Regions from separate parts of the Homo sapiens genome. Here all the other regions are linked to region 3. Evidence: chromatin loops called from intact Hi-C (ENCODE). Cell type or tissue: PC-9. All regions are shown on one strand.

What was found. Hi-C counts contacts between places; a loop is a spot of excess contacts. Peaks named below come from ENCODE experiments on the same cell type or tissue, not always from the same donor. Only the 100,000 strongest peaks of a DNase experiment are listed, where the experiment ranks them.
Region 1: it touches region 3 in a loop (3-fold over the local background); 2 of 110 quality-filtered maps call a loop at or near these places.
Region 2: a loop joins it to region 3, with 8 times the contacts of the local background. A loop is called at or near these places in 12 of 110 quality-filtered maps.

The regions. Positions count from the first base shown.
Region 1 is chr2:30,507,728-30,515,727 of GRCh38, forward strand. The region is part of intron 1 of LCLAT1 (lysocardiolipin acyltransferase 1); the gene reads left to right. Among named protein-coding and RNA genes, the nearest start is that of LCLAT1, 64 kb to the left of the region's middle. In PC-9, no CTCF peak of the experiment used is centred here; DNase peaks (open chromatin) are centred at 3,554, 4,964 and 7,254; H3K4me3 peaks cover 365 bases; H3K27ac peaks cover 2,772 bases.
Region 2 is chr2:30,442,424-30,450,423 of GRCh38, forward strand. LCLAT1 (lysocardiolipin acyltransferase 1) reads left to right here and starts at 4,823. Exons shown (of 6, transcript NM_001002257.3): 1 at 4,823-4,960. RefSeq lists enhancers at 835-1,335, 4,513-5,250, 4,554-4,623, 4,664-4,723, 4,934-5,053 and 1 more. In PC-9, no CTCF peak of the experiment used is centred here; a DNase peak (open chromatin) is centred at 4,798; H3K4me3 peaks cover 2,622 bases; H3K27ac peaks cover 1,233 bases.
Region 3 is chr2:30,214,611-30,222,610 of GRCh38, forward strand. No RefSeq gene overlaps it. Among named protein-coding and RNA genes, the nearest start is that of LBH, 13 kb to the right of the region's middle. RefSeq lists an enhancer at 3,331-4,530. In PC-9, no CTCF peak of the experiment used is centred here; DNase peaks (open chromatin) are centred at 3,461 and 4,371; H3K4me3 peaks cover 757 bases; H3K27ac peaks cover 2,983 bases.

The DNA.
Region 1 (8,000 bases), 290 kb after region 3:
TTGATTCCATGTGTTTGCTATTGTGAATAGCTGCAGTGAACATACACATGCATGTGTCTTTATGATAGAAGAATTTATACTTCTTTGGGTATATATCCAGTAAGGGGTCTGTGGGTTTTTAGGTCTTTGCAGAATTGCCACACTGTTTAACACAATGGTTGAACTAATTTACACTCCCACCAGTAGCATATAAGCATTCATTTTTCTCTGCAACCTCGTCAGCACCTGTTATTTTTTCTTTTTAGTAATAGCCATTCTGACTGGTGTGAAATGGTATCTAATTGTGGTTTTGATTTGCATTTCTGTAATGATCAGTGATGTTCAGCTTTTTCCTCATATGCTCGTTGGCCACATGTATGTCTTCTTTTGAAAAGTGTCTGTTCATGTCTTTTGCGCACTTTTTAATGGGTTTTTCTCTTGTAAGTTTAAGTTTTTTATAGATGCTGGATATTAGACCTTTGTTAGATGCATAGTTTGAAAAAATTTTTTCCCTTTCCGTTAGTTGTCTGTTCACTCTGTTGATAATTTCTTTTGCTGTGCAAAAGTTTTTAGTTTTCTGAAATCTCGTTTGTCAGTTCTTGCTTTCGTTGCAGTTACTTTTGGTATCTTTGTCATGAAATCTTTGCCAGTTCCTATGTCCAGAATAGTATTGCCTTCCGGGTTTTTATAGTTTTGAGTTTTATATTTAAGTCTCTAATCCATCTTGAGATGATTTTTTGTATATCGTGTAAGGAAGGGGTCCAGTTTCAGTCTTCTTCTAGAACCATTTATTGAATAGGGAGTCCTTTCCCCATTGCTTGTTTTTGTCAGCTTTGTTGAAGATCAGATAGTTGTAGGCGTGATGCCTTATTTCTGGGTTCTCTATTCTGTTCCATTGGTCTATGTGTCTGTTTTTGTACCAGTACCATGCTGTTTTGGTTACTGTAGCCCTGTAATATAGTTTTAAGTTGGGTAGCATGATGTTTCTAACTTTGTTCTTTTTGCTTAGGATTGCCTAAGCAAAAAGTGAAGAGCTCTTTGGGCTCTTTTTTGGTTCCATATGATTTTTAAAATAGTTTTTTTCTAGTTCTGTGAAGAATGTCATTGGTTGTTTAATAGGAATAGCATTGAATCTATAAATTACTTTGTGTAGTATGGCCATTTTAATGATATTGATTCTTTCTATCCATGAGCATGAAATGTTTTTCCATTTGTTTGTGTCATCTCTGATTTCTTTGAGCAGTGTTTTGTAGTTCTCCTTGTAGAAATCTTTTCACCTTACTGATTAACTGTATTCCTAGTTATTTTATTCTTTTTGTGGCAATTGTGAATGGGATTGGGTTTTTGATTTGGCTTTCAGCTTGACTATTGTTGGTATATAGGAATATTAGTGATTTTTATACATTGATTTTGTATCCTGAGACTTTGCTAAAGTTGTTTATCAGCTTAAGGAGTTTTTGGGCCAAGACTTTGGGTTTTCTAGATATAGGTTCATGTCATCTGCAAACAGGGATAGTTTGACTTCCTCTCTTCCTATTTGGATGCTCTTTATTTCTTTCTCTTGCCTGATTGTTCAGCCAGGATTTCCAATTCTATGTTGAATAGGAGTAGTGAGAGAGCATCTTTGTTTTGTGCCAGTTATCAAGGGGAATGCCTTCACTTTCGTCCATTCAGTATGATATTGGCTGTGGTTTTTGTCATAGATGGTTCTTATTATTTTGAGGTATGTTCCTTAAAAGCCCAGTTATTGAGAGTTTTCAACATGAATGGGGTGTTGAATAGTATAGCTGTCCAGTGGGAATATATTTTGTTTCTAAATTCACCATGTGTTGTCTCCATATTTCAGGATTAGGTCAAAGCAGAATACTTTTTTTTTTTCTTTTTAAGGCAGAGTCTCATTGTCTCCCCCAGGCTGGAGTGCAGTGGCCTGATCACTGCAACCTCTGCCTCCTGGGTTCAAATGATTCTCCTGCCTCAGCTTCCCAAGTAGCTGGGACTACAGATGCATGCCACCATGCCTGGCTAATTTTTGTATTTTTAGTAGAGTGGGGTTTTGCATGTTGGTCAGGCTGGTCTCAAACTCCTGACCTCGAATGATCCACCCGCCTTGGCCTTTCAAAGTGCTGGGATTCCAGGCATAAGCCACGACGCCCAACAAAGCAGAGTGCTATATGACAGATAAAATCAGTGTCATCAGCTGATGTGGAAGCCAAATGTGGCAGGGAGAGCAGGAATTTTATTAGCACATGGTCAAGAAGCCAAGTACAGATTAGGATTTGTGCCAGGTTCACCTGGACACTCTATTCTTGACTCAAACAGATGGTTTGTTTAGTAGCAAGGATTTTGGTGATAACAACTTTCAGAGAGTCTTCCTTTTGTGCCATCCTCTCAGAATTTGGACCGAATGCCTTCTCTATCTAATGTATAGTTGTCACCCTGAAATCTCCCTTTCAGGATCATCCTTCTTGACCTCTCATCTATGATGATCTCTTACTTGCTGTATTTCAGATCTCCCTTAGTCTTTGTTTACTTCTTTTAGTGGAGCCCATTTTCCAGTAGCTTCTTTTTAAAAGATTGTATGGGAAGTCACTTTTACACCTGGCATGTCTGACAGTGTTTTTCTACCAACTACTCTAACACTTGCTACAGGGACGGGTTGGAAATAATTTTCTTTAGAATCTTAAAGTTTTTGTTCTGTTTTTGTCTTGCTCCTGGTATTGGCTGCTGAGATGTTCAAAGCTGGTCTAATTTTTAATCCTTTGTATGTAACCTGTTTTTTCCTTTCTAGAAGGTTTGTGGAACGTTCTTTGTCTCCACTCTTCTGTAAGTTACAGTGGTATTCCTTGGTGAACATCTGTTTTCATCCATTATCTTTGCTATTAGTAGGCTCTGTTAATGTGGAATGTCATTTTCTCCGGTTCCGGGGAATTTTTTTGAGATTGTTGTTGCTGATTTCCCCCTCTCCAATTTCTCACAACTCTTTTTGGCCCTTGTATTACTGGCATATGGGACCTCGTGTCTTGGCCCTTTCATATATTCTTTCTGCTTTCCATCTCTTTATCTTCTGCTGGGCTTTTTGGGAGATTTTTTCTCAACTTTATTTTCTAACTCTTTGGTCGTGTATAATTTTTGCTAATCATTTTTGCTGTTTTAAACTTTCAGTAGCTCTTTTATTCTCTGGATATTTCCTTTCTTCATTTTATTTTCCCACAAGAACATGTTATTGTTTCCTGATTGCAGTATTTATTGTCTTTTTGAAAATGTTAAAGATAGTTTTCTTTGAAGTTTTCTTTTCCCCTGAATAGTTTATTTCCTTCAAGTATACTTTTTTTTCTGTTTAATTTAGTCTCTAATGTCATGTTAGAGTGTTTGCTCAGAAGTCTCATTATCTGTTCCTAATAAAAAATGGGTGATTTAGAAAGCCAGTAGAGGCTTGCACGTAGGTGAGGCTTGTGAACTTTGGGCTTTACTGAGGGGTGATTTATGTGGGCTGTTTATTAGGGAATCCCTCAATGTTTCTGTATTTTCGAACTCCTGACCTCAAGTGATCTGACCGCCTCGGCCTCCCAAAGTGCTAGGATTACAGGCATGAGTCACCGCGCCTGGCCTGTTTCTGTATTTTTGTCTTTCCTCATAGCCTGGTCAGACATCCCAGAGAGTACACTCCTGTCTTCTGCCTAGGACTGTGCTGTTCAATACTGTGGCCACTACCCACATGTAGCTATTTAAATTGAAATATAATTAAGTTAAAAATTCATTTCTTCAATGGCACTAGCCACATTTCAGATGCTCAATAGCTACATGTAGCTAATGGCTGCAGTTTTGGACAGCATAACTAGGGAACATTTCCATCATTGCAGAATATTCTATAGGACAACTGGCATAGGACCAAAGATCTTGTTGCCAGCCATCTGAGAGCTCATCCAGGGAAGATGGTCTGAGGTTTTAGCATTCAGGATTCAGCATGTATATGGTCACTTAATCCCACTGTTCTTAGAGTGGTGACCATGCCCTAAACTGTGCATTTCCTAATTGGGAAACTCTGTTTTACCTTCTCTAGAGAATAGACATGCAAGTTTATGCTGCGGTAGGAGAGGGACAGTTACCCAGAGGTGCAGAGAGAGAAGGGAATCTAGGAATCCACCTGCCCCTCACTCATTACCTAATCCTCTTTATTTTGGCAAACTGCCATTCATCTCCATTTGCATCCAGCAGTACCTGATGCTTCCGCCTCCTAGGCCTTAGGAGGATTCTGTGGGTTTGTTTTCAACTTTTTCCTCTGCTGGCTTACACTTTGTCTTTGCAGGTCAGCCAGGATAGTCAACATTTGGCTTTCTGCTTTCCAGCTTTTAAAATGTTGTTCTTTTTTTGGTTATTCTTTGTAGGTGTGGGATTTTTAGTGTGTTTTTTGAGAGAGCACAATTAGATATTTCATCTTAATATGAAACTCTTCAGACCTTTTTAGTTTTGTTTTTAGTTTTTTGGAATTCTTATTTTATTTCATGACACATTTGTTTTTATCAAAATTAATAAATTTATGTAAGCAAAAATAGAAAAAATTAACCACTGTATAATGTATATATAAAAGGTTATCATATTCTAGATAATGCTTTGTAACTCCTCATTTTCCTTATGTTGATATTGTTCTGCTGGATGTCTTCTCTTTGCCCTCTGGACACGCTCTCCATTCTTTTCTTTTGTCTGCCTCAAGAGACCCAGGGGGCACACTTTTCTCTTATTTCCAGTTGGGTGAGGTCAAGGGGAAGGAAGCCCTCGAAGGAGATAAAAGGGTGGATGGAGATTAAGGAGAGGATATTTATCTCCAGATAGCCTCTTTGTGGCATAATCTTGAGTTTACTATGCCCCTCTGTTGAAATCAGACCTATTAATACACCTAGAAATACATGTACTCACATACACAAATATACATAGATGTACACATTTTTAAAAAATTTGGCTTAAGGCAAAAATGGGATCATGCCATCTATTATATTTTGCAATCGGTTTTATTTACTGAATGTCAAGGATACCCAGTCATATCAGATGATGTGAGTTTCCTTATTCTCTTGAATGCCTGCTTAGTATTTCATAATAAATGTTAAAATAAATGTTCCCCCTTCTCTTATTGGTAGGCTTTATTATTGCCCACTGTTTATTATTACAAATTATACTTACATGAACAATGTTGTATCCATTTCTCTGTGTACTCCTATAAATATTTCTGCGTGATAGAGTTCTTGAAATATAATTATTAATTAAAAATGCACATTTCTGTCTTGACAAGTACTGCCTTATTACTAACTTAAAGGGTGGTACTTAATTTACAGTCTTAGTAGCAGGATAGAAAAATACATTTGTATCTATAGCCCTGCTAATGTTAAATATTGTGAATATTTTCAGTTTTTCTAATGAGATAGAAGGAAAATGGTACTTTAATTTATATTTTACTGATTACTAATGAACATATTTCACAAAAGATGTGTTAGGGTTTTTCACTGGAAAATTTGTTGAATCTAAACTGAGTTTAGATTAATTATTAATGTGTAGTTATATATAAATATACTGTTTGCTACATTTAACTATATGTATTTAAATATATAAATATCAATAAATATATGTATATATAAGTCAGCACAAGTTAATTTTCATTTTCCTGCATTTTTGGAAAAAATGGGGAATTTCTAGGGTTCCCTAGTTACTAGAGTAAAAAATGCAAGAAGTGCAACTTTAGTATAATGTAGTTGAGTGGTTTTGTGTGTACTTTATTGACCCCTAGTCTCATGAATGAATGAGTTTGCATTTGCTTAAACAATATGCTTAATTCATTATATGCTTTTATTATTCATTATTTACTTTTTGGCCTTTAAACTCTCTGCAGTTTTGGATTCTTTTCTCTGTGAAAAGAAAATATCTTGGGCCCCCCAAATCACTAAGCTAAAGGAAGAGGTCAAGCTGGGAACTGCTTAGAGCAAACCTGCTTCCCATTCTATTCGTAGTCACCCCTCTGCTAACTGAGATAAATACATATCTGCTTGCCTTCTGTGGAGGGGCTAATCAGAAACTCAAAAGAATGCAACCATTTGTCTCTTATCTACCTATGACCTGGAAGCCCCCTCCCTGCTTCGAGTTGTCCCGCCTTTCCAGATAGAACCAAATGTTCATCTTACATGTGTTGATTGATGTCTCATGTCTCTCTAAAATGTATAAAACCAAACTGTGGTCTGACCACCTTGGGCACGTGCCTTCAGGACCTCCTGAGGCTGTGTCACGGGTGCCTGTTCTCAACCTTGGTAAAATAAACTTTCTAAATTAACTGAGACCTGTCTCAAATTTTGGGGGCTCACAACTGCATTTTCTGAGAATCTCCTTGGTTATAGGTTCTCTTAGCTCTCTCAATATAAACAGTGTCAGGGACTCGTTAATGGAACTAAATCTTTCATTCCTTTACTTGTAAGTACTACTGATAAATCAGCAACTTGCTTTTGAGGCTTTTGTTTGGATGAGGTGAGAATGTAAAGTGCCTATTTTAGGACATACTTGACATTGTCAAGGGACATAACAAGGTCCTTTTGAACCTTCACATTTACAAATCTATTGTAGCATATCACTTCCCCCAAGAAGTGCTTATGAAGTAAGTAGAACAGAATAAAGGCTTTTTGAGATTAGGATACTAGACAGTTGGCCAGAGTCATTAATTACTACCTAAATGGTTTGTTTTTTGACATCAGCCTTGCAGTGTTCACAATTCAGTTTTGAGTTTCAGCAGATTACTTCCATGTTATGACCTTTGGATTATTCATGAATAGTTGAATCTCTAGATGTTAAATATGTAAATACCAAGAGCCCTCTGTAAAGTTCCTGATAGGTATTCGGTGGTCAAAAGGTAGCCTATATTTAGAATTTCTGTGTTAGTAGAGGCCCCAGAGAGGTTTTCCCCTAACCTCCTAACTTTATAAGTGAGGTGTCCAGGTTAAGTAATGTGGTTGTGATCCTCTGGCTGTTGAGTGTTGGAGCTGCATCACAGACCTCTGTGATACCAGCGTCTGTCAGTCCTGGGATTTTTGCCAACAAGTCCCATGCACTCTCTGTTTGGATCCAGAGCAGGCTCTTAACAAAATCAATCTGTATACTGATTGAGTTCATGTTTATATACATTTCACTTTTGAAACGTTTATATACATTTCACTTTTAACATTTATCCTAAAACATGACTCATATGCCTTAGATATTTTTCCTCCACCCCTAGTGACCTGGCAAATGTGGTTTTCTTGGCCATCCTGGCCTGGGTGTGTGTACTTTCTCCCTCAGGCCTATGTTGTTGTAACCCCCGCTCCCCCACTGCCCCCATTGTATACCTATACCTCAGTAATATGAGTTTAAAAAGTTTTCTGATTAAGCCATGCTGTTTCAAATTTCTGTGACTCTGTAGGTTATTGCCTGGAGTATTCTCTCCCCTCCCACAACCACTTTTCCTCCAAGAGTCTAAAGCCTTCTTTAATCCCTGTTAGCAGAGTTCATCTTGTCTACTTTGATCTACCCTTAACACCTGTTGCATACCTCCTATCCCTCTATTACAGCATGTATCACAGTGAATTGCAATCATTTATTTTCGTACTTAGCTTCCCCATTAGACTCTGAGAGTAACGCTAGTTGCTAACACTTGACTTGTTATGTGAATAAAATAACTAAGGAGATTCTATGAAAATGTTTCCTTCCTGAGCAAGGAACTATAGGTATCCTTAATGGAGTCCATTAATCTTTGTCAGGGAGTGTCCTCCCACACTGTCATATGTTAACTTAAAGAATAACGTACACAGTTATTAGTGAGGTTATTAAGATTGTTGTTAATTCGCTGAAAGGAAAGTGGTCATTTGGAAAAACTTGTTAGGTTACACTTGAAGTAGGCATAGTTTTTCAGGATTATCTACAGTTCACTTCTCTATCTCTGTTATTTGTCAATAAAATGTTATATGCCCTTTTAAAACTGCACTTAGTTTTCAAATGTCTTTTTAAAAACAGTA
Region 2 (8,000 bases), 230 kb after region 3:
GGGTGTCTTGCTCTGTTGCCCAGGCTGCAGTGCGGTGGCACGATCTGAGATCACTGCAACCTCCACCTCCCAGATTCAAGCAAGTCTCCTGTCTCAGCCTTCTGAGTAGCTGGGATTCCGGGCATGCACCATTACAACCAGCTAAGTTTGGTATTTTTAGTAAAGACAGGGTTTCACCATGTTGGCCAGACTGGTCTCGAACTCCTGGCCTCAGGTGATATGCAGGTCTCAGCCTCCTAGAGTGTTGGGATTATAGGTGTGAGCCACTGCACCTGACCCATTGTTTCTTGCCTTTGGAGATGACTGTGATGTCTGGAGTTGTTGACAACCATCTTGCGGCCATGAGGCAATAAACATAAAAATGTAAGGCCAATATGCTAAGGAAGGCAGGGCAGAAGGAGAGAAAGAACCTGAGTTGGCTGGGTGCTGTGGTTCATGCCTGTAATCCCAAATACTCAGGAAGCGAGAGGATTGCTTGGGGCTGGGAGTTCAAGACCAGTCTGGGCAGCATAGCAATACCCTGTCTCTAAGAAATTAAAAAAGCTTAGCCAGGAGGATCCCTGGGGCCCAGGCTGCAGTGAGCTATGATGAAATCATGCCACTGTACTCTAGCCTGGTCTCAAAAACAAACAAACAACAACAACAACAACAACAAAAACAAAAAGAAAAAAAAGAAATGAAAGAACCTGAGTCCTGGATGTCATTTTTAAGTTAGAGTTAATTCTGAGATTACCTATCTCTACACTTTGAGTTAAGTAACAATAAATGTTCTTGTGGTTTAAGCCACTGTTAGTTGCACTGTTAGTTGAGTTTGTGATAACTTACAGAGGAAGGTGTTCCTTACTGATACAGAGGGTTTGTATTGAGTAGTAGCAATAGGATAAAATTGTTTTTTTCTATGTTGGATGAGTGACTCATCACCAGGGTTCTAAACATACTTTCTGGTAGTTGTATCTTTTTAGCCTAAGTGAAATTTTGGTCCATCAATATATCAGTTAGGTTTTCACAAGAAACAAGTGACACCCTTGGCACAGAGGGATGATTAAAGAGAGTTGAAGGCTGACTACAAAGGTACAATCAGCGTTAAGGGAAATTAACAGAGGGCAATGAAGTACCCTGAGGCTAGACACAATAAGTTAGGCCATCACACACCCTGTGGGCCCTGCCTAAAGGGACAAGGCGGGGAGTGGGTCCCAGAATCCAGTGAGAGCTGGGCTCTAGACAAGGAGCTGTGGCCTTACGTGAAGTGTTGAAGCCACTGCCACCCTGCAGCCCCACAGGGAGGGAGCCAGGGGAATGCAGCCTTGAGCTGTTTCTCAGCCCACCCTGCAGAGTCCAGCCAGGGCCTCCCATTGGCTAAACCCTGCCAGAGGCAAAAGACCAGGAGTCAGGAGAGGAAAGCCGGACAAGTCAGCATAAAGATGGGGGTGGGGCCGGGCGAGGTGGCTCACACCTGTAATTCCACCAGTTTGGGAAGCTGAGGGGGGTGGATCACCGGAGGTCAGGAGTTCAAGACCAGCCTGACCAACATGGAGATACCCGGTCTCTACTGAAAATACAAAATTAGCCAGGTGTGGTTGGCACATGCATGTAATCCCAGTTGCTCGGGAGGATAAGGCAGGAGAATTGCTTGAACCCGGGAGGCCGAGGTTGTGGTGAGCTAGGATGGTGCCATTGCACTCCAGCCTGGGCAACAACAGCGAAACTCTGTCTCAACAACAACAACAAAAAAGATGGGGGTGGGGAACGGGGAAGGGGAGAGATGGAGCAAAAAGAGAATAATCAGAACTATTAATAATTAGACTCCACAGCTGTTTTGTGCTAATGTAAATTTGTCACTACTTCCAAGCTGTACCTTCTAGCACCAAAACTCCTCAGCTACCAAAGACATGGCTTACTCCATGTCTCAAGAAATTAAAACATTTCATTTCAAATGCCTTTTGAATTTCAGAATCTCGTTGGATGACTGGTGATATTAGGTAATGCTAAGTCTCATTCATAGAAATTTTTGCAAAGAGGGAATTGCAAAAGAAATTTTGCAATTCTTGCTTGCAAGCAATAAACTGTAGGCTATAATAAATGGGCCACTCTGGGCCTCCAGTTAAGTATCTGTGGCCTCTGCTGGCACTGGGCTGCATGTTGCTTGTATTCATTACCTTGGGAGAGACTTGCTCCGATTTTATTGGCGGCAATGTACTTGGCTCTTTTCTGAGGTCTGTTATTGAGCACAGATTTTCCCTTATTACTCTCACATTTTGAAGAGGAGTGAGCAATTACATGGGCATAGAAAGTACCCCAATAATGACAAAAGTACAATAAGAACTAGGACTTGAGATTTCCTGTATGTCATAGTGTGTCCCTGAGCATTACAGAGAGTGCCCTATTAAATGTGACCATTAAGTCAATGGCTCATGAGGTTCAGCAATTCATCAGCTGTGATGCTCTGTTACTGGGGTCAGGAAAGATTGAGAAACTTGTCCCTTTGGGACAGTAGAGCACAGATTAACACCACTTTTTAAGTGTTATATACTACAATGTAATAATAATAGAAATAAAGTGCACAATAAATGTAATGTGGTTGAATCATCCCGAAATCACCCCCTTCACCCTTCACCCCGTTCATGGAAAAACTGTCTTCCACGAAAGCAGTCCCTGGTGCCAAAAAGGTCGGGGACTACTTCTCTGGATGTCTTGATGAAATACATACATTTCAGACGCGGATAAACCCCACAAAAATTCAGGAGCTTGCTACATTGGTGATATTTTAAAATAATTATTTAAAAAACTGGGGGGGTAGTTTTAGACTTAGGAGAGATGTAAAGAGAGTACAGGGATTTTTCCATATATTCTTTACCTAGCTTCCCCTTATGTCAACATCTTGTGTAAGCATAGAACATGTATCAAAACAAAGAATGATCCTGGTACAATAGCATTATGTAAACTATACATCATTTTGGATGCTGAAGTGGTCCAATGATCTTGGGCACGTCAAGACATTTTCCCCAGAATGAAAAACATGTTACTACACCTTGCACCTCTGCCAAAAAGAAAGAAGCATGACACTTAGCAGATCTCTGAGTTTAGAAATCAGCATATTTTGCCCTTGGGAATTCTGTTCCTATCCCTTTAGCAGTTGACGTGGAAGGTGGCTACTGATCAGTAGCTCAGATCAAGAACGGGCTCAGGGCCAGGCGCGGTGGCTCAAGCCTCTAATCCCAGCACTTTGAGAGGCCAAGGTGGGTGGATAGCTTGAGCTCAGGAGTTCGAGACCAGCCTGGCAACATGTTGAAATCCTGTCTCTACAAAAAACACAAAATTAGCTGGGCATGGTGGCAGATGCCTGTAGTTCCAGTTAGTCTGGAGGCTGAGGTGGGAGGATTGCTTGAGTCCAGGAGGCAGGGGTTGTAGTGGGCCACAATCATGCCACTGCACTCCAGCCTAGGTGACAGAGCGAGACCCTGTCTCAAAAAAAAAAAAAAAAAAAAAAAAAGCAAAGAAAAGAAAAAAGAAAGAGCCCAGCACTGTCCTCTGTGGTTAGGGCGGTAAGGGCAACCTTGCCTCTTGGGCTGTATCACCGGACACACCTCACAATGCTAGAGCTCTCTGCAATGGAGCTGCAAAGGCTATGAGGAACCTCCGGCAAGCCCCCAAAGAACCACAGTAGAGCCCTTGAAGGTTCTGGAGCATAGCCAGGCCAACTCTTAACAACAACAAAAAAGAATTGGGAGATCTTTTATTCCAGTAATCTTATTTTAAAGGTAAAAAGGAGGCCTAAAGTCATAGGCATAATTGGCAGAATTGACTTTTGTTCTGGTGTTTCTCTCTGTAGTCATTCTTCACTTTCTGATGCAATTTTAGCACATCTTAAATATTAAAATGTTTTGGAACAAACTTAGAGAAATTATGAAGCTAATTTAGGAAAAGAGCACAAGAATCTTTGATTTACAGGCAATTTGGGGATATAATTTAGCTATATTGAAGCTATGCAGCCAACATGTAGATGGTCATTATTATTACACCATAAATTTTGTGAGGTCAGGAACCTTGTAATTTTAAAAATATTCACTCTGTGCTTTGTTGAATAAACGGATAAAACGTATAGACATACATGAACTACTGATGAGTGGCTGTGTGTGATGTGTAGCTATGTTTATTATTTTTAAGATTCTTATTGTATTTGTTGAAGGCCAAGTTGAGGAGGGAATTGCTTAAGGGAAATGAAAAGGGGTTTAACCACAGTCCCCACCATTCAGGGGCATGCAATCTAGTAGGTTAGGGGACAGGACAGACACACCATGATAGGTGATCGAGACCTTTTAAGAGCAGTGTGATGAAATTGCTATGGGAACTGGGAGGAAACATTTTCTAGGACTGGGGAAACACTGAGTGTGCTAGAAAAACTTTGTGCTCCTGATCAGGGAACCTGGGTTCTATAACTGCTTCTACTACTGATTTGTCCTGTGACTTCGCGCACCAAATTTAGGCTTGTAAATTAAACTCCCAGATTTCTGTTTTCCATTTTGCAGCTCTAGGGGTTGAATGAACCATTAGGTTCCCTCGGACAAATGACCTCCGCTAATTTCCTATTTCGTTGTTTTCTCACCCCTACACCCCACCGTTCCGTGGGTCCCTCCTCTCCAGGAGGCCAGACGAGGAAATAAGCGAGGCCTCTTTAAAGGAGCTCTCAAAGAAAGGTACCCGGGGTATCCCGGGCTGTGGAGCAAGCGCGGGGCGCCGGGGACCCGGGTTTCCCACGCAGCCGGGGACGCCGTTGCGTCACGGCGCCTGCAGCCAATCAGGACGTAGCCTTCCGGGACGCATTACTAGGGCGACGGCCGGACGCCTCCGCGTTACGGGATGAATTAACGGCGGGTTCCGCACGGAGGTTGTGACCCCTACGGAGCCCCAGCTTGCCCACGCACCCCACTCGGCGTCGCGCGGCGTGCCCTGCTTGTCACAGGTGGGAGGCTGGAACTATCAGGTGGGGTTACGGCGCGAGGAAAATGGCGGCGGCCGGGGGATCTCAGAGGTGCAGGAAGGGGAGCTGCAGCCCGGGCTTTTCCTCCTGAGCCATGGACCTTCCCCGGGCCGCGACCTCGGGTAACGGCCACTGGCCTGGCATTTGGGGTCCCGGTGCAGGTGGCGGTAGCGTCGCTGGCTCAGGTGGAAGGAGGCGCGGGGAAGCGACTCCTGGAGGCTGGCTGAGGCGTCAGGTGCTGAGGGGCCGCGCGAGCGGCGAGGGCGAGGTAGCCGCGGGGCGAAGAGGGTCCCGTCGGTGTTTACGCTAGGAGCGTCAAAACCTTCCTCCTGCGACCTCAGCGGGTCTGGGAGCTGCACTGTCCCGGAACGCAACCTGAGGTCTGACCCTGTTAAATCCCATGCACTAAAACGTCTCAAGTGGTCACCACGTGCGGGGCTTCGACGAGAGCCGTGGAGAGCAGGGGCTGGGGTTGTCTTCCCTGCGAGTCCTGCAGGCGCCAAAGGCCTGCCTGTAGGTGCCAGAGTGGCAGTGCCGCGAAAAGAAAGGTAGGCCCTAGCCAGGGCGGATGCCAAACCTGATCTTTAAGGTGTATCGTAGCTTCTAATTGCCCATTTGAAGAAAAGAAGTTGAAAGATAAGGCACTTAGATGTGGTTGTGGAGATGTTTTGCTTTCTTGTACTTCCCTGGTTCAGGTGGCTTCCCTGGAAATACTGCATCTGCCTTTAAAGTTCATTAACTGTGTTTCTTGTGTACATGGCAGTAGATGAGATTAGGGATTGAAGTCACTTTAAGTCCAAGAAAAGTATTGAAGATATGTGTTGAAGGCATTACCAAGATGAAATATTTATTCATATCATTAACTTATTTGTTCAAAGAAACGTCATCTCATGAAGTATAACTACGTGGGTTAGTTTTCAAAAAACTGACTTGATGAAAGCCCTTTTTGTAAAACATATTTTTTGAGAGTAAGTAAAAATACATCATCACTTTTTCGTTTAGGTTTCTGTTGCACATTGTACTTTGATATGCTTGATATGACAGATAAGCATAATGTTAACTGACTTTTGTTTTTGGTAGTAGGCTTGATTTTATGGAGTAGTACCTTGTTCTGTAACTGAGAAAAACGTAATAGCGCTTGTGTTTCAGTCATCAATAGCTGCAATCTCTGGAGTGCCAACTATGTGTCAGTTTCTGTGAAAGCTAGGCTTCTCCTACTTTTTAATTTGAACACATGGTCGTCTGCATCTGCCCCCACCAGGTCTTTAGGCTGGCTGTTGCTGACAACCAGGAGGAAGCAATGGGGAAAACCCAAAAGATTCTTCCAAACTGGATCCATGGAGATTTGGTCAGTTTGTCCTGGGGTTGAGGTTATGGGTGGATTCTAGTCCAAACTCTGCCACTTAAAAATATCTTAGGGTAATCATACAACTTCACTATTGGTGTCTTATCTCTAAAGTGAGTATTTCTTATTCAAACAATCTCATTGCACTGTTGGGAGGAAAAAGAAAAGACAGTATGTGTGAAAGGGCTTTAAAAAGTTAAAAAAACAGTGAAAATATTTGAAATTTATTCCTCTGCATTCATGTACTCTGCCAGGCACTGAATCCGGGGACTTATATGTGCCAACTCAGTCATCTAGCATCACTGTGAGGCGGATACATTTATTATCTTTATTTTGCAGATGAGGAAACTGAAGCACATTGAAGTTTAAGTAATTTGTCCATATCACACAATTAGCATTGTGTTTCCAGCCTGTGTTCTTACTGTCTTACTACCACCATGCCTACTATCTTCCTATGACATACAGATGTGTTATGTATTAAGGGGAAACATTAATTCATGTACAAATTTTTCATTTTTAATATATATATTTTTCTTTTTCAAAGGCTCTAGCAATGTCCTAGAATGAACACATATTTCAAGCCAGTAGTTTTGTTTGTGATCTTGTGTAAATAATAATCATGGTTTATTCCATTGGCGTCCAATAGTGATTTGTGTGGTAACAATTACATTTACTTTGGTTAAGTGGTATATTCTTCTTACTTGTGTTGCCCATTAATTAAAAAGTTATTTTGAAACAGAGTTATGACTAATTTCTTTTTTTTTTTTTTTTGAGAGGGAGGTTCGCTCTTGTTGCCAGGGCTGGAGTGCAATGGCACGATCTCGGCTCACCACAGCCTCTGCCTCCCGGGTTCAAGCGATTCTCCTGCCTCAGCCTCCTGAGTAGCTGGGATTACAGACATGTGCCACTACGCCTGGCTAATTTTGTATTGTTAGTAGAGACGGGGTTTCTCTGTGTTGGTCAGGCTAGTCTTGAGCTCCCGACCTCAGGTGATCCGCCTGCCTCAGCCTCCCAAAGTGTTGGGATTACAGGTGTGAGCCACTGTGCCTGGCTAGTTATGACTAATTTCTATCAGGAAGCACAAATCAATAATTGGGATTTTTGTTTTTATTACATTTTTTAAAAGAATAATTTGCTGGGGGACTTTTAAAAGAAAACTGATTTTAGTTAAGCTTGTTGTTTTGATATACTTGTGCTAATTTTTCCAGTCTTTATTTATTAATAAAATAGGATGAGTAAAAGTGGCTAGGACATTTATTGTTTCATTGAACCTTTATGGAATAGCCCTGCCAAGTCTTTAGGATGTAAACATTAACTCCTGACCCTACCCTTGAGGAGTTCAGGGAGAAGTCCCAGGTCCAGAAGTTTGTAGACAGTTGAGACAAATAAATAAATGATTAACTAATAAAGCATGATAAGGACTCAAATATAATTGTGGGTACAGAGACCTGTGAGAGCACATAAAAGGGAACAGTTACTTCTTCTGGGATGGGCCTGGCCAGAAGAGGAAGGGAGCTAACTGGAGGATAAAGGCGTAGGGAGAAACAGAGCAAAGCTAGGACAAGTGAGAGCTCATGGTGTCCAGGGGTCAGACCACAGTATTACAGGTGTTGCTGGGAGAGAAGCCAGGAAAGGTTAGAGCCAGGTTGTGAACTCTTAGCTAAGAGAGTGGGAACT
Region 3 (8,000 bases):
GGCCTTGTGATTCACCTGCCTCGGCCTCCCAAAGTGCTGGGATTACAGGTGTGAGCCACCGTGCCCGGCCAGTACTTTACATACTTTAGCTCATTTATTTTCCACAGTTACACAGTGAGAGAATTAACATTTTCATCCCTGCATTACAGAAGGGAAAACTGAGGCATGCTGAGGTTATATAATTTACCCAAGATCAGAGTTGGTAAACGATAGAGCTGGAATTCAAACCGAGCAGGCTGGGCTGTTAACCACTGCACATACTACATCCTGAAGCTCAGAGAGATTATTGTGCACCCCCCATGTGGAATTACGCCTTCCTATCTCCTCACAGGAGGCTGCCAGAACTCCCTTCCCCTCCTATCATTATGACATGCGTCTGGGCTTCACCTTTTGCACATCTGAAAAGAGTTAAAAGAATTAGGAGACTTTTGAAAGAGATGGATGGTATAGTAAGGAAAGATACTGAAGCCAAAACAGGAAATAGAAAGTCAGTCATGTTTGGGTCAAAGTAAGAAGAGTTAGAGAGGGAAGAAGAGGACGAAATTCAGGATCTTATGGAGGGCTTGGAAAGCATGAGAACACGCCAGATAAAAGGAAACAAATAAAAAGGAAGATGTAAAATAATAAAGATGTCAATTGTTCCCAAATCAATTATACAATTTCAGCTGAAGTCTAACACAGCTTTTTTTTTTTTTTTTTTTTGGTTGGGTTTGGATTGTGTTTGGTTTTGTTCTGCTTTGTTTTGAACTAGACAATCTGATCTCAAAATTCCCTTGGAAGCACAAAGGGCCAAGAATAACTGAGAAACAATTTTGAAAAAGTACAAGGTGGAAGAACTTGCCCTACCAGATATCAAGATTTATTATCAAAATATTTAGAAAAGAAGACAATATAGTCTGCGCACAAGGATAAGTAAGGGAGCAGAATAAAGGGCCCAGTCACTGGCCTGCCCATGTTTGGAAAGAAGATGGGGCAGAGATGATGTTACACGCCAGTGGGGAAAGGGTATTCTATCTGATAAATGAGTGCTAGGAGCAACCTTTATCCATATGGAAAATAGTAGATTTCTACATCAGATCATTCCTGGGTGATCTTAAAAAAAAAAAAAAGCACAACTTTAAAACTTAAAAACTTAAAAAAAAAAGCACAACTTTAAAACAGAAGATGAAGACATAGAAAAATTCTTTGTAATTCTTTGTGACTTTAAGATGAAGAGTTCATTTAAAAACACTGAAAATAGAAACTTGGGGTAAGTTTAATTTTAAAAGTGGTAATGTGGACTAGTACATTAAAACTCACTTTTGTACAACAAAGGCCATGAGAACAAAGTGAAAACCAAGCCATAGACTGGAAGATAATATTTGCAATGAATACAATATGCAAAGCGATATCTCTAATTAATAAGAAAAAGACAACATATGGGGGAAAATGGACAAAACTATCAATTCACAGAAAAACTCCAGGTCAATAAAAATATAAAAAGATGCTTACTTTCACTATTAAAGAAGTACAAATCCAAACAACAATGAGATACCATTCACACCCACCAGATAGCAAAAGTGTATGTCAATGCCAAGTGTTGGGAAAGATGTTAAATCATGGAGTCTCATTCACTGCTAGTGGAACTGTAAGTTGATCCAAGTACTCCAGAGAGCAATTTGGCAACAACTAATGAAGATGATCATGTCCAGAAATTCCACTCCTAGGCATATAGTCAAGAAGACATGTATTAAGATATTCACTGCAGTACTGGAAACAGCTTAAATGTCCATCCACAAGAGAATAATTAAATTGTATTAGAGTTATACAATGGAATACAACACAGTATGTGTCAGCATAGATAAAAATCTCACAATTGTAATGCTAAGGGAGAAATGAATATTGCAGAAGATAGTGATACTACAGATATGATTATACACTATATAAAATTTAAAAGCTGGCATAATAATCCTTTGCAATGTCTGTGATACATAAAAAATGTAGTAAAAATAGTAAAAGTATAAAAACACATGTGAAGATGATTAACACTGATCTCAAAACAGTGCTTAGCTCTGGGAAATGAGGGAAGAAAATGGGATGAGGGAGGTGTACAGAGAGGAACTCAATTGTATCGCTGATATTTACTTTCTTTGAAGTAAAAAGACATGAAGCAAATAAGGCAATGTGTTAATATTTGCTAAAGCTGATGTGGCCATCATTAGCGCTACCCACCAAATATTTCTGGCTCTCTGCCTGCCAGGCCCATAGTAGGATTCTATGTCCTCACCCATTTTGAATCAGGAGCAGCCTAGAGATTTGCCTTGGCCAATGAAATGTGACTGGAATTGACTTGTGTTTCTGGCCTCTTGAGCCAATGCACAAAAACTTTGGCCAACATGGCAGCCCAGAGACAAAGCTTCTGTCCTCCCCAGTCCCTGAGCAAGCATGACACCCCCAGGCAACCCTAGGAGGATGGGAGGATGGGAGGGAGATGAGTGCTGTCAGCCGCTGAGGTTTGGGGGTTGTTTGTTACTACAAGTCTACCCTGGAGAATAGAGCTGGAAAATGGGTCCACTCCTATTCACTGTATCAGTCTCTGATTTTATCTACATGTTGAAATATTATCAAAAACATTGTAATACTTTTAAATTGGACTGGCTTTCTATCTCTTCGTTCACGAAAATTCTCTGTACTGGCCTGCGCAAGGCCCCTCTCTTAATTTATTAACTTTTGTGTTTTCAGAAAGTGCCTCTGACTTGGGATGGAAGCAATGTGGAGCTGTAGGAGCCTCCTGGTAAAAAGGATGAATGGCAGAAATCATTGATTAAGCCCAGATTTCTGGGTGAGCCCAGATTTCCTCCAGTGCTGTCTGCTAGCATTTCCCATCAATCTGGGGACAGAAACCCAATGAGAAAATCTTAGCTTTTCTCCAGAGAAATGTAAGCAAGAATTTTGATGAATGCAACTGCCGTTGATTCTTTGTATGGCTTTTAGAAAGATCACTTCACCCTTTTTCCCACTTCTCTGCAGTTCACCTCTGGGAGAAATGTCAAGAAAACTTTCCCACACCTCATGGCTTCCAGGTTCCTTTTTAGGGCTGCCTGCAAGGCCCACAGGGAATAAAAGGCCCAGCAGGAGGTGGAGGAGGGGCAGCATGGTGAGAGAAGGAAGAGAAACTCCGTTCTTGGCCAGTTGTGCTCCGTACTGTGCAGACACACAGGCAGCGCCTGGAAGTCACCGAGAAATGCAATGCCTTTGAGAAGTTCCGTGGAAAGAATGACATCATGACCAGTCACTCCCCCACCCCACCTTTTTTCCAGTGGGAGTGAGAAATAAATAGACTGACACATTTTCCAGTCAGGGAGCCATTCTGGACAGCAAGTTTACCTTGGCACAGGAGCTCAGGTGGGGCTGTGAGAAACCTTATCTGTGCTTGCCTGGTAAACAAGGAGCCTGCAATCTCCCCGGAGTCTTGGCCACTGAGCAGGTGACTGCGGGAGGCAGGTGAGCAGAGCAGGTGAGCAAGGTGAGCCTCGGGCCCAGGAGCACGCTGTGTTAGGTAAATATTGCCTTAACTTGATTGATGGACTCACTAACTGTCTGTTTGTTGCCAAGAGAAATGCCATCACCGCCAAATTCAAAGGTAAAATTCCTGTCCCTTAAATCAAGGGTTCTCAAACTGTAGTGCGTTACTAGGTCACCTGGGGAATGCCATTAAAATGCAGGTTCTGATTCAGCAGGTTGGGATGGCTGAGAAAATTGCCTTTCTAACAAGCGGCTGGTGATGCCGAGGGTGCTGGTCTGTGGACCACTCTCTGAATTTGCAAAGTCTTAATGCTCAGATGACTGTATGCATTTTACACGGTCAAAATAGTTACTGATTAAGGAGCACTGATGCAGGCTGCAGGTGTCGTACCAGATGTTTGCTATCATCTCTTGTAACTCTTCACACCAACTCTGCAAGGTGGGTGTTATTATCCCCGCCCCCTCCTTGGCTGGCAAGGAAATTGAAGCTAAGAGAGGTTAATTCATGCATTATATGTGTAATTTCCAAAAGATTTCATTGCTACCTTCCCTCCTTTCACAGTGATCTGAAATAACCCAAAGACAAAAGATAATAAACGCCTGTGGTAGAGACGGGTGTTGTCTGCTTGTGGTGATCGGCCCTCTTGGCACCTGGAAATGAGTAATTTCGTCCGTACATTGTCAGGGCCAAGCTCAGGAATTCAGAAATCCTGGTTATCTAGGTTTGGCCTAGGAGGTCCTCTCTTCAAAAGAGAGAGTAGCTCCAAAAGGTGGACAAGACTGGTTTTTCAGATCCCTCTGGTGCTGATGTGTTCGCCCCTAGGACACGCAGTTGGAGAAAGTTCTTGATACCAGGAGGAGTTGCTTTGATGTGTCAGCTTGGAAAGAATGCCTCGTAAGGGCCATTCAGGACTCCAGGAGAGCAACAAAAACAAAAAAGCCCCAGCTCGTGGAAACATCAAAGTGAAGGCAAATATAACCAGACTGACCCACCTGGAGGTATTTAAATACCTTGAAGAATGGTGGTGTGTCCTTGCAAAACCCAGGCAGCTTTCAGGTAGAAACTTGAGTCATGTCTGGATCATAAGGAGTGAGGTGGCCCCACTGGCTGTCCCTGGCCACTCATTATAATCAGGAAAAAGTGAGGACAATGTGAGACTCTCCCTTGGAGAGTCTGAAAACTTGGAAGACCTGAATTTTGGTGACCACTCAACAAGTCAGTCTGCTCCAGGGACCCATTAACATTGCAACCTCATTCCTAGTGGTGCCAAGATGCAGCCATGATTTGTACTGCAGTGTGGGGAGGCCAGATTTGGGCCCTCCTGGAAGTCCACAGCAATTCCGTCCCTGGAAAGTTGTTGCACAGAGGAAAATACAGCGCCACGTCCCAAGACAAACTGAAGGCCTCCAAAGAAGACATAAGTAATTTTGTTCTTTATATTTTACATCTTTACAGAAAGTATCCGAGTTTACAAAAACCACATAAAATAGAACAAAGTTTAAAAAATAGAATATAGAGGGAAAGGAAAAATAATAGATAACAGAGGACAAAGCCCAGTGTGGCTGCTACCTTATTGCTGTAAGGTCCTGTACACTTTCAAATCAAACTCTGACTTCCCAACCCACAAAGCAAAAGTTAAAGAAATGCACGTACAGCACTGCACCCATGATAAGAAAAACCAGGCAGCTGCTGCAGAGAAGCACATCTATTCCTGATGCTGAGGCTCCCCATGGGGCCTCATGAGAAAGAATTGGAAGACACAGTGGAAGGCCACCAAGAGCATCCCCAACAACAGCCCTACCATACACCATAGGGAGTTTTCTGGGATGGAGTTTCCTGGGATGGTTCCTATGACATCCCAGTGCAGGCTACTGGCCATGCCAATGCCTGGTCCAGTGAGAACAATTATGGGAGACTCCAGAATGACCTCTGCTGAGCTGGCTTACACCTAGGACAAAAATCAGAGCAAAGAAACTGCTTTGGGAATCCGAGGGGCCCTGCCTCTCTGGGAATCTGAATTCGGGCTTCTCCCCAGGTCTTGTGCCAGCTTTGCTCTTTGCTTTGGGAGGGGAGTCCCTAGGGTTTCCAGCAAAGCTGCCGTCATTGAAGACAGAGGCACAGCACATAGCCCATGCACAGGCCAGGCCCATGGTCTTCCCACTGAGACCTCTAGCCACAGAATAGTCTCCAGTCGAGCAGAGGCTGAGGAGAAAGAGGGACTAAGTGCTGGTCCTGGGTTCACCAGTCACTGACAGTGGGAACCTCAGAAAGCCAACTCCTCTCTGTGGGCCTTAGTTCTGTCGCCTGCGAAGTGGAGCAGACGAGCTAGCATCGGATCTGTCCTTTTCCTGAGGATTCTCATGGCTGCAGAGCTCTTCAGTGCATGGCAAGCTGAAGAGAGGCAATGAAGCAGGGCTGGAAGCGTTGGGGTCTGTGGAAGACATGAAATGTACCACCCAGATCCGCCTTCTACGGAGGGCCTTCTGCCCAGCTGCGGGTATGGAACCAGCAGCCTGCCTCCAGCTGTTTGTTCCTTCAAAGTCTGCCACAGCTGCAGAAAGCTGCCTCCCCCAAGATCATGCCCTCCCAAGATAGCCCATGCTGTGGATTGGGTGCAGCAGGGGAATAAAGGCCCAGGCACTTTGTCCCTGTGCAGATCACTCTGAACAGGTAATATTAGCTCCAAAGCTCCTCACAGAATTGGCCAACATTTGTTGAGCCTGCATTTCAGTTAGACTTCTTTTTCTACCCAAGCCCGCTTCTTCCTTCTTCTTTGCACAGGTGTTGCTCCCAAAACCTGTCTTGGCATCTGCTTCTGAAGAACCTAATCTGCAGCAGAGGCCAAGCACCCAAGCACAAAGACTTGCCTGGCCTATGACCTTTGGAACAAACACCTGAGCCACCGTGGACCCAAGAGCTAGAGAAACAACCAGCGTGGATGGTCTGACAGCACCGCTGGCCACAGCTGCTACTCAGTGGCCGTTCATCACATGGAAAAGGGACATGACCCTCTTCTCCCCAAACAGCCCCCTCTTGACTCTGTTCTTCCAGCGGATGATGCCAGTTTTCCAGCCACCCAAGCTCAAGATCTCCAAGCCTCTCCCAAGTTCCTTTCCCTTCTGCTCCTATATCCGAACAGTTACTAAGTTTTGAAGCTCCATCTTTGCATACACCACCTCCCTCATGGGCTACTGCAGCAACCCCATGAGGACCCCTCCCTCCTTACTATAAGATGCTCACCCCTGGTGCAGGTCCTGTCACTGTGATTCCTGCTCGCGCTCCCCACCATATGGGTCACTGCTCTGTGGAAGGAAGGAATGACATATTGGAGTCACACCTGTTTCCCCGAAGTCATTGGGAAGTGTTCGTTGCTGCTTGTTAGAAATACCCAAACACAAACAAAAGGTGGTAAAACAATGTGAATTCGATGAGAAGTTTCTGCTTCTGTTTGGATTGAGGTCAGTGTTATTTCCCTAGCGTAGACCCAGAAAACAGAGCACTTGTTCAACTGAGGAGATGCCCCTGGCATGTAAGTGAATGTGCTTGTGTGGACATGTGGAGGTCTCAAGAACAAAAGAAGAGCTGGGCAACTTGCTGGCACTTGATACCCAGGTGTTTCTTAATGTTCCTGTTGAAGAAATAGCTGTAAAATGCTGAAGGAAATGCCCGCTTCCCTGTGTACAGAAGGCAGGCTGCGAAGGTGGGGCACCATACATTCTAGTCCAAAGAGGACTAGTATGACCTCCCCATTAGGCCACACGAATCCCACAGCTGTGTGCGTGTAGCCAAGATGTCAGCAAGGTGAGACCCCACACAAATACTCCAAAATGTGCTGGAAAGAGGGAGGGATGGAATATCAACCATTCTATTTGGCATCATTCTCTGCTAAGAGAACAGGCTTGGCCTCTCTTTTTCAGAAACCAAGAAAGGGCTTTGCTGCCTTTGCTATGTTTTCCTGTTAATCAGCAACAAAATGAAATCATCAATTTGGGTTTCCCTACCCCTTCTTTTTACTGTTCTTCAAGTAGGCCCAATAGAGGATAATTTACTACTGCAATTTTGTGTCAAGGAAGCTGAGTGCTTGTTACAGTTGCACAATACTTACTGCGCCATAAGCGGAGGGCAGGAAATATCAGGCCCATTTTACAGAGAAACAAACTGAGCCCCAATAAGTGAAAGGAATTGGTGGTTCTCTTATTAAGAATGCCTGCAGCATCATATCTGGTGTGTAATCCATTTACTTTCTTCTTTTTAAATAGAGAAATTACTAAGCATTGTGGAGGCTTAGGGTCCTGGAGATGAAGGCAGTAAAATGAGACTAATGCTGGTGAGGGTGTATGAAGGGGCCCTCTCTAGGGTGGAAGTGGAAGCCAAGTGGGTCAGCACTTTTATTGGTACAACCTGCAACCATCCCAGATAAAATAATCAGGTGGCTAGGAGTGGGGAAGGTCCCCCCTACCCCTGGGAAGACTCAAACACACAGAACATTCTAGCT